Linked DNA regions of Homo sapiens: region 1 is linked to region 2. Evidence: chromatin loops called from intact Hi-C (ENCODE). Cell type or tissue: tibial artery. All regions are shown on one strand. Links, peaks and the distances in the headings refer to the core of each region. The heading gives the core; the rest is flanking DNA.

Region 1 (2,902 bases), core at 130-2,629, 190 kb after region 2:
ACACCTGTAATCCCAGCACTTTGGGAGGCCAAGGCAGGTGGATCACCTGAGGTCAGGAGTTCGAGACTAGCCTGGCCAACATGGTGAAAACCCATCTCTACTAAAAATACAAAAATTAGCTGGGCATGGTAGCAGGCACCTGTAATCCCAACTACTCGGGAGGCTGAGGCAGGAGAATCACTCGAACCTGGGAGGTGGAGGTTGTAGTGAGCAGAGATCACACCACTGCACTCCAGCCTGGGCGACAACAGCGAAACTCTGCCTCAAAATAAATAAATAACCACAGACTGTGCTGGGAGAATGTATAATGAGGAACTGGCCCCACCTGGAGGGTAAGGAAGCAACACTGATCAGAGATCAGAAATGGTAGGGCTAATAACCAGCTAAATGAGACAACAGGACTAGGAAGAGCGCAAGCTCTCCGTACTTGGTGTTTCTTTGCTCTGAAGGTTTTCAGATCCTTCCCCTTCACAAGTTTCTTCCTCTCTTTCTTCTTCTTTCTTTCTTTCTTTCTTTCTTTCTCTCTTTCTTTTCTTTTCTTTTCCTTCCCCTTCCCCTTTCTTTCTTTCTTTTCTTTTCCTTCCCCTTCCCCTTTCTTTCTTTCTTTCCTTTCTTTTTTCCTTTCCTTTCCTCTTTTTCTTTCTTTCTTTTTTCCTTTCCTTTCCTTTCCTCTTTCTTTCTTTCTTTTTCTTTTCTTTTCTTTTTCTTTTCTTTTATTTATTTTTTTTCAGGGTCTGGCTCTGTCACCCAGCCTGGACTGTAGTGGTACAATCACGGCTCTCTGCAGCCTCGACCTCCCAGGCCCAAGCAGTCCTTCTATGTCAGCCTCTCAAGTAGCCGGGACCACAGGCATGCACCACCGCACCCAGCTAATTTTTTTGTTATTGTAGAAATAAGGTCGCTCTATGTTGTCCAGGCTGGTCTTGAAGCCTGGGCTCAAGCAGTCCTCCTGCCTTGGCCTCCCAAAGTGCTGGGATTACAGGCGTGAGCCACAAATTTTTTTTTCTTTTTTTTTGTCTTGCCTGAAACACACAGTTTACAAAATATTCCCTCACATGTTTCCTCATCTGCTGTTCCCAAGGCTCCTATGAGGTAGGTGGGGGGTGGTATTGTCCCCACATCGGGGAAGTTGAGGATCAGGAGAGGGGAGGGGAGTTCCCCAGGGTCTGTTGTGTGTTGGTGTCAGAGGCAGGACTAGACTTCAGGCTGAGACTGAGGGTGGGGCCTCAGGGAGCAGGGGATGCTGATCCCTGCTTTGCTGCCTCTGACAGTCCCTCTGTCTGCTGGTCCCAGGTGAGAGCTGCCACACAGATGGGACGTATGCCTATGATGCCGACTTCAGCTGCTGCAGCTCCTTGTGAGTACAGCCCCTGTCAGGGACTCCACCCTGCTCCCCTACCCCTGCACAAACAGGGTGACTAGAGAGGGTAGGAGAAGGTGACCCAACCTTGATGTGTGCTGAGACACTGGGCACTAAGAGGGGGAGGTAAACTGAGCTCCCTGACTCTGGAAACCCACAGGATCCAGACCCTTGAGAGACCCAGGAGACACCAGAACTCAGATGTGGGTCCACACAGTCCTGTGGTTCTCTCCCAGTCATCCAGGCACAGTGGTCTGCAGAAACCAAAATCATAGCTACATGCCAAAAAAATTATCTTGGCTTAATTTTGGTTCCATGTAATAGAAAATCCCCAAAAAGAGTATCTTAAGCAAGATAGAACTTTTTTTTCTTATATTTGACATAAAATAGAGCAGCAATTCAACATTTCATGGTTGTTAGGAGCTCAGGCTTCTCTTTTCCTTCCCTACCCTCTTCAGGACTTGCAGCCATCCTCAAGGTCACCTCATGGACCGAGATGGTGGTTGTAGCTCCAGCCATCACAGTAGCATGCTAAGGGGCCTCTTTAAAGAGTTTTGCCAGATTCCCACCTGATGACTTCTGCTTATATCTCATAGGCCAGAACTTGGTCACATAGCCATCACTAGCTGCAAGCAAAGCTGGAAAATTTAGGATTAAAAAAATATATTTCAGGCTAGATGCGGTGGCTCGCACCTGTAATCCCAACAGTTTGGGAGGCTGAGGCAGGTGGATCGCTTGAGCCTGGGAGTTCCAAACCATCCTGGGCAACATGGCGAAACCCCATCTCCACCAAAAATACAAAAATTAGCCAGGTATGGTGGCGCACACCTGTGGTCCCAGCTACTTGGGAGGCTGAGGCAGGAGAATGGCGTGAACCCAGGAGGCGGAGCTTACAGTGAGCTGAGATTGCGCCACTGCACTCCAGCCTGGGCGACAGAGCGAGACTCTATCTCAAAAAAAAAAAAAAAGAAAAATTCAGGCCAGTCATGGTGGCTCACGCCTGTAATCCCAACACTTTGGGAGGGCAACGCAGGAGGATCACTTGAGCCCACAAGTTTGAGACCAGTCTGGGCAACATAGGGAGACCCTGTCTCTATTGAAATAAATAAATAAACAAATAAATAAATAAAATTTTAAACAATTCAGTTGGGAACATTACCCAGGGTTCTGTTTAGGGTGACCAGCCATCCCAGTTTGCTCAGGAATGAGGGGTTCCCCCGGATATGGGATTTTCAGTGCTAAAACCAAGAAAGTCCTGGGTTACTGGTTGATCACCTAGTTATATTACTAAGGGCTTCAGTTTGGCATGTAGCAGTCTCTGCCAGTGATATATGTCTTATTGTTTCTTTCCTTTTTAGTGGCAATAGATTTGCCTTCCTCATACTGTATGCCCTTAGGCTAGTCTTTAAACAACCAGATATCTACTGAAGAGATAAAATAGTGATAATAGCGTTTGAACATTGAACTTGCTATGTACTAAGTGCTGTTCTATAAAGCACTTTATTTTTTCATCAACATAGTAACATTACAGCAGCTACTGTT
Region 2 (2,902 bases), core at 137-2,636:
CAGTCTTTGTGGAGTTACTTTTGGTGAGAGATGGGGCATTTTCTATCTTTTTTTCTTTCTTTCAATACAGTCTTGCTCTGTCACCCAGGCTGGGGTACAATGGCGTGATCTCGGCCCACTGCAACCTCTGCCTCCCAGGTTCAAGCAATTCTCCTGCCTCAGCCTTCCAAGTAGCTGGGATTACAGGCACCCACCATCACACCTGGCTAATTTTTGTATTTTTAGTGGAGACGGGGTTTCACCATGTTGGCCAGGCTGGTCTTGAACTCCTGACCTCGTGATCCACCTGCCTCCGCCTCCCAAAGTGCTGGGATTACAGGCGTGAGCCACTGTGCCTGGCTGAGGTGGGGCATTTTCTAGAGCCCTGTGGAAATAGGCAGGGTTAAAGAAGACTTTAGAAAAAAAATAAGGGCCTTCTGCCGGGGAGAGGTTGCACTTTTATTTTTATTTTTTTTAGAGACAGGGTCTCACTCTGCCTCCCCAGCTGGAGTGCAGTGGCGCTATCATGGCTCACTGTAGTCTTGACCTTCTGGGCTCAAGTGATCCTCTCCTTTGGCCTCCTGAATAGCTGGGACCACAGACATATGCCACCACATCCAGTTAATATTTTAAAAATATTTTTGTGGAGATGAGGTCTCGCCATGTTGCTCAGGCAAGCAATCCTCCCGCCTTGGCCTCTCGAAGTGTTGGGATTACAGGTGTGAGCCACTGTGCCCAGCCTGCACTTCTAAATAGGGGGGGTCAGGAAGGGCTCACTGAGAAGCATGTGAACAAAGACCTGAAGGTGGGGAGGGGTGAGCCGTGCCAATACTGGGAGAAGAGTATTCCGGGCAGAGGGAGTAGCCAGTGCAAAGGCCCTGAGGCAGAGGTGTGGTTGGAGAGTTTGAGGAACAGGTAGGAGGCCAGTATGGATGGAGTGGAGTGAGCAAGGAGGTAAGGAATGAAGTTAGAGAGGAAGAGGGGGACAGGAGTTGGAGGGACTCATCGGCCATGGCAAGGGGTTTATCTTTTACTTGGAGCAAAACTGGAGCCATGGGAGTGTTTGGAGCAGAGCGGTCCTTGGTTCAGGTCTGGCTGACCTATCCGTTGAGTGAGGGGACTCCTGGACAATACAGTGTCATGGCGCCTCCCGTGGCCATTTTGGGCACTGCACCTTCTCTAGCCTGTGACCCTCCTGGACTGAAGGGGACTTACAGGCTGCTCAGACACCCTGCAGCTGCCCCCCTGCCCTGGTGTTGACTGGGACTCCCTCTCTTCTGCCCTCTAGAAAAACTTCATTGCTGTCAGCGCTGCCAACCGCTTCAAGAAGATCAGCAGCTCGGGGGCACTGATGGCTCTGGGGGTCTGAGCCCTGGGCGCAGCTGAAGCCTGGACGCAGCCACACAGTGGCCGGGGCTGAAGCCACACAGCCCAGAAGGCCAGAAAAGGCAGCCAGATCCCCAGGGCAGCCTCGTTAGGACAAGGCTGTGCCAGGCTGGGAGGCTCGGGGCTCCCCACGCCCCCATGCAGTGACCGCTTCCCCGATGTGAGCCGCCTCGGAGTGTGGCCTGGATCCATCCTGCTAGCACCTCCCCAGACAGGGCTCCAGCCTGTCGGCCACACCCCAGACTCCAGGCCCCCGTTGAAGCCGCTCCCGGTTCCCTCCCCAGCTCCTCGTCTTTGAACTGCCGCCGCCGTGGTGACCCCTGCTTTGCCCCACTGGGAGAGTCCTTAGCCTGGGCCTCCTCCTAGCTGGAGTGCCATGGCTGGGGGGTCTCAGCATGTAGGGCTTCTGTGGTTGTGGATGGGAGGCTCCTGGTGGGGCAGAAAGGCTGCAACGCTGATTCCTAAGGCCCAGCTGCCAGGGAAGACAGAGCAGGCTTTGTGAGAGAGGACCTCCATGCCCCCGCCACCTCCCCACTCCAGCAGATAAGGCCGAGCCCACACCATCTGGCCCAGGCTGGCCCCCACCCACCTTCCTTGCGACCACCAACACACAGGAACTCTGTGTGAGAGAGAGGGCGCCCAGCCCAGGCCTGGTGGAGGGGGAGGGGAGAAGCCAAGGGACACAGGAGACCACCCCCGAGCTTGCCTCAGGGCCAAGCCGGCCCAACCCAACCACTCGGGGCCCCCATCTTGGGGGTCACCCATGGCCTCAGATGATGGGGTCAGCAGGCCCAGGAGAATTAGGAAGGCCATGGGGCAGCCTCCAGTCTGCTCTCAGCTTGTGCCTTGTAAATAAATGTACAGGTTGGATGTGGCCTCCTTCCCTCTGTGTGTGCCTGCACTGGTGTGAGGTCGCTGATGACCACAGTTCACTGAGCACCTACTGTGTACCGGACACTTTAGCAATATCCGTCAGCTCACAGTTTGGTGGTTCATGCAGGCTCAGGTGCCAGTCTGCCCAGCACATGATGTGGGCAGGTGGCTTCTGCACGTTGTGCCTCAGTATCCTCACCTGTGAGAGGGAGGTCGCAGCAACAGCCTACACCGGGTGTGTGATTACTGCGTGCCCAGCTTTACTTAAAGCGCCTGTGCTGTGTTAACTCATTTACTCCTCACAGCAAAGTTACGAGGCAGGATTGATTGGTTGATTGATTGATTTATGATGGAGTCTCACTCTGTCGTCCAGGCTGGAGTACAGTGGTGTGATCTATGCTCACTGCACGCAACCTCCGCCTCCCGGCTTCAGGTGATTCTCATGAGGCAGGTATTATTATTCCTGTTTTACAGAGGGAGAAACTGAGCCAGAGAGAGTGGGCAGCGCTAGGATCTACCTCATAGGGTGGGGCCATGGCTGCAGCATCAGTCAGACTGAGGTAAGGCACTTAGGGCTGTGCTCGGCCCAGGGAACGATAATGTTCTTATCCTTACTCCACATATGAAGAAACTGAGGCTCAGAGGAGAGAAGGAACTTGAATGC

The links. A loop is a pair of places that touch in the nucleus more often than their neighbours do. Peaks named below come from ENCODE experiments on the same cell type or tissue, not always from the same donor. Only the 100,000 strongest peaks of a DNase experiment are listed, where the experiment ranks them.
Region 1: it touches region 2 in a loop (6-fold over the local background); 87 of 110 quality-filtered maps call a loop at or near these places.

The regions. Positions count from the first base shown.
Region 1 is chr20:32,024,563-32,027,464 of GRCh38, forward strand. CCM2L (CCM2 like scaffold protein) reads left to right here. Exons shown (of 10, transcript NM_001365692.1): 7 at 1,294-1,357. Among named protein-coding and RNA genes, the nearest start is that of CCM2L, 16 kb to the left of the region's middle. In tibial artery, for the core only: no CTCF peak of the experiment used is centred there; a DNase peak (open chromatin) is centred at 1,188; H3K27me3 peaks cover 1,106 bases.
Region 2 is chr20:31,832,450-31,835,351 of GRCh38, forward strand. It overlaps MYLK2 (myosin light chain kinase 2), which reads left to right. Exons shown (of 13, transcript NM_033118.4): 13 at 1,268-2,235. The coding sequence ends at 1,348. Among named protein-coding and RNA genes, the nearest start is that of FOXS1, 12 kb to the right of the region's middle. RefSeq lists an enhancer at 1,597-2,227. In tibial artery, for the core only: a CTCF peak has its summit at 1,146; no DNase peak of the experiment used is centred there; H3K27ac peaks cover 831 bases.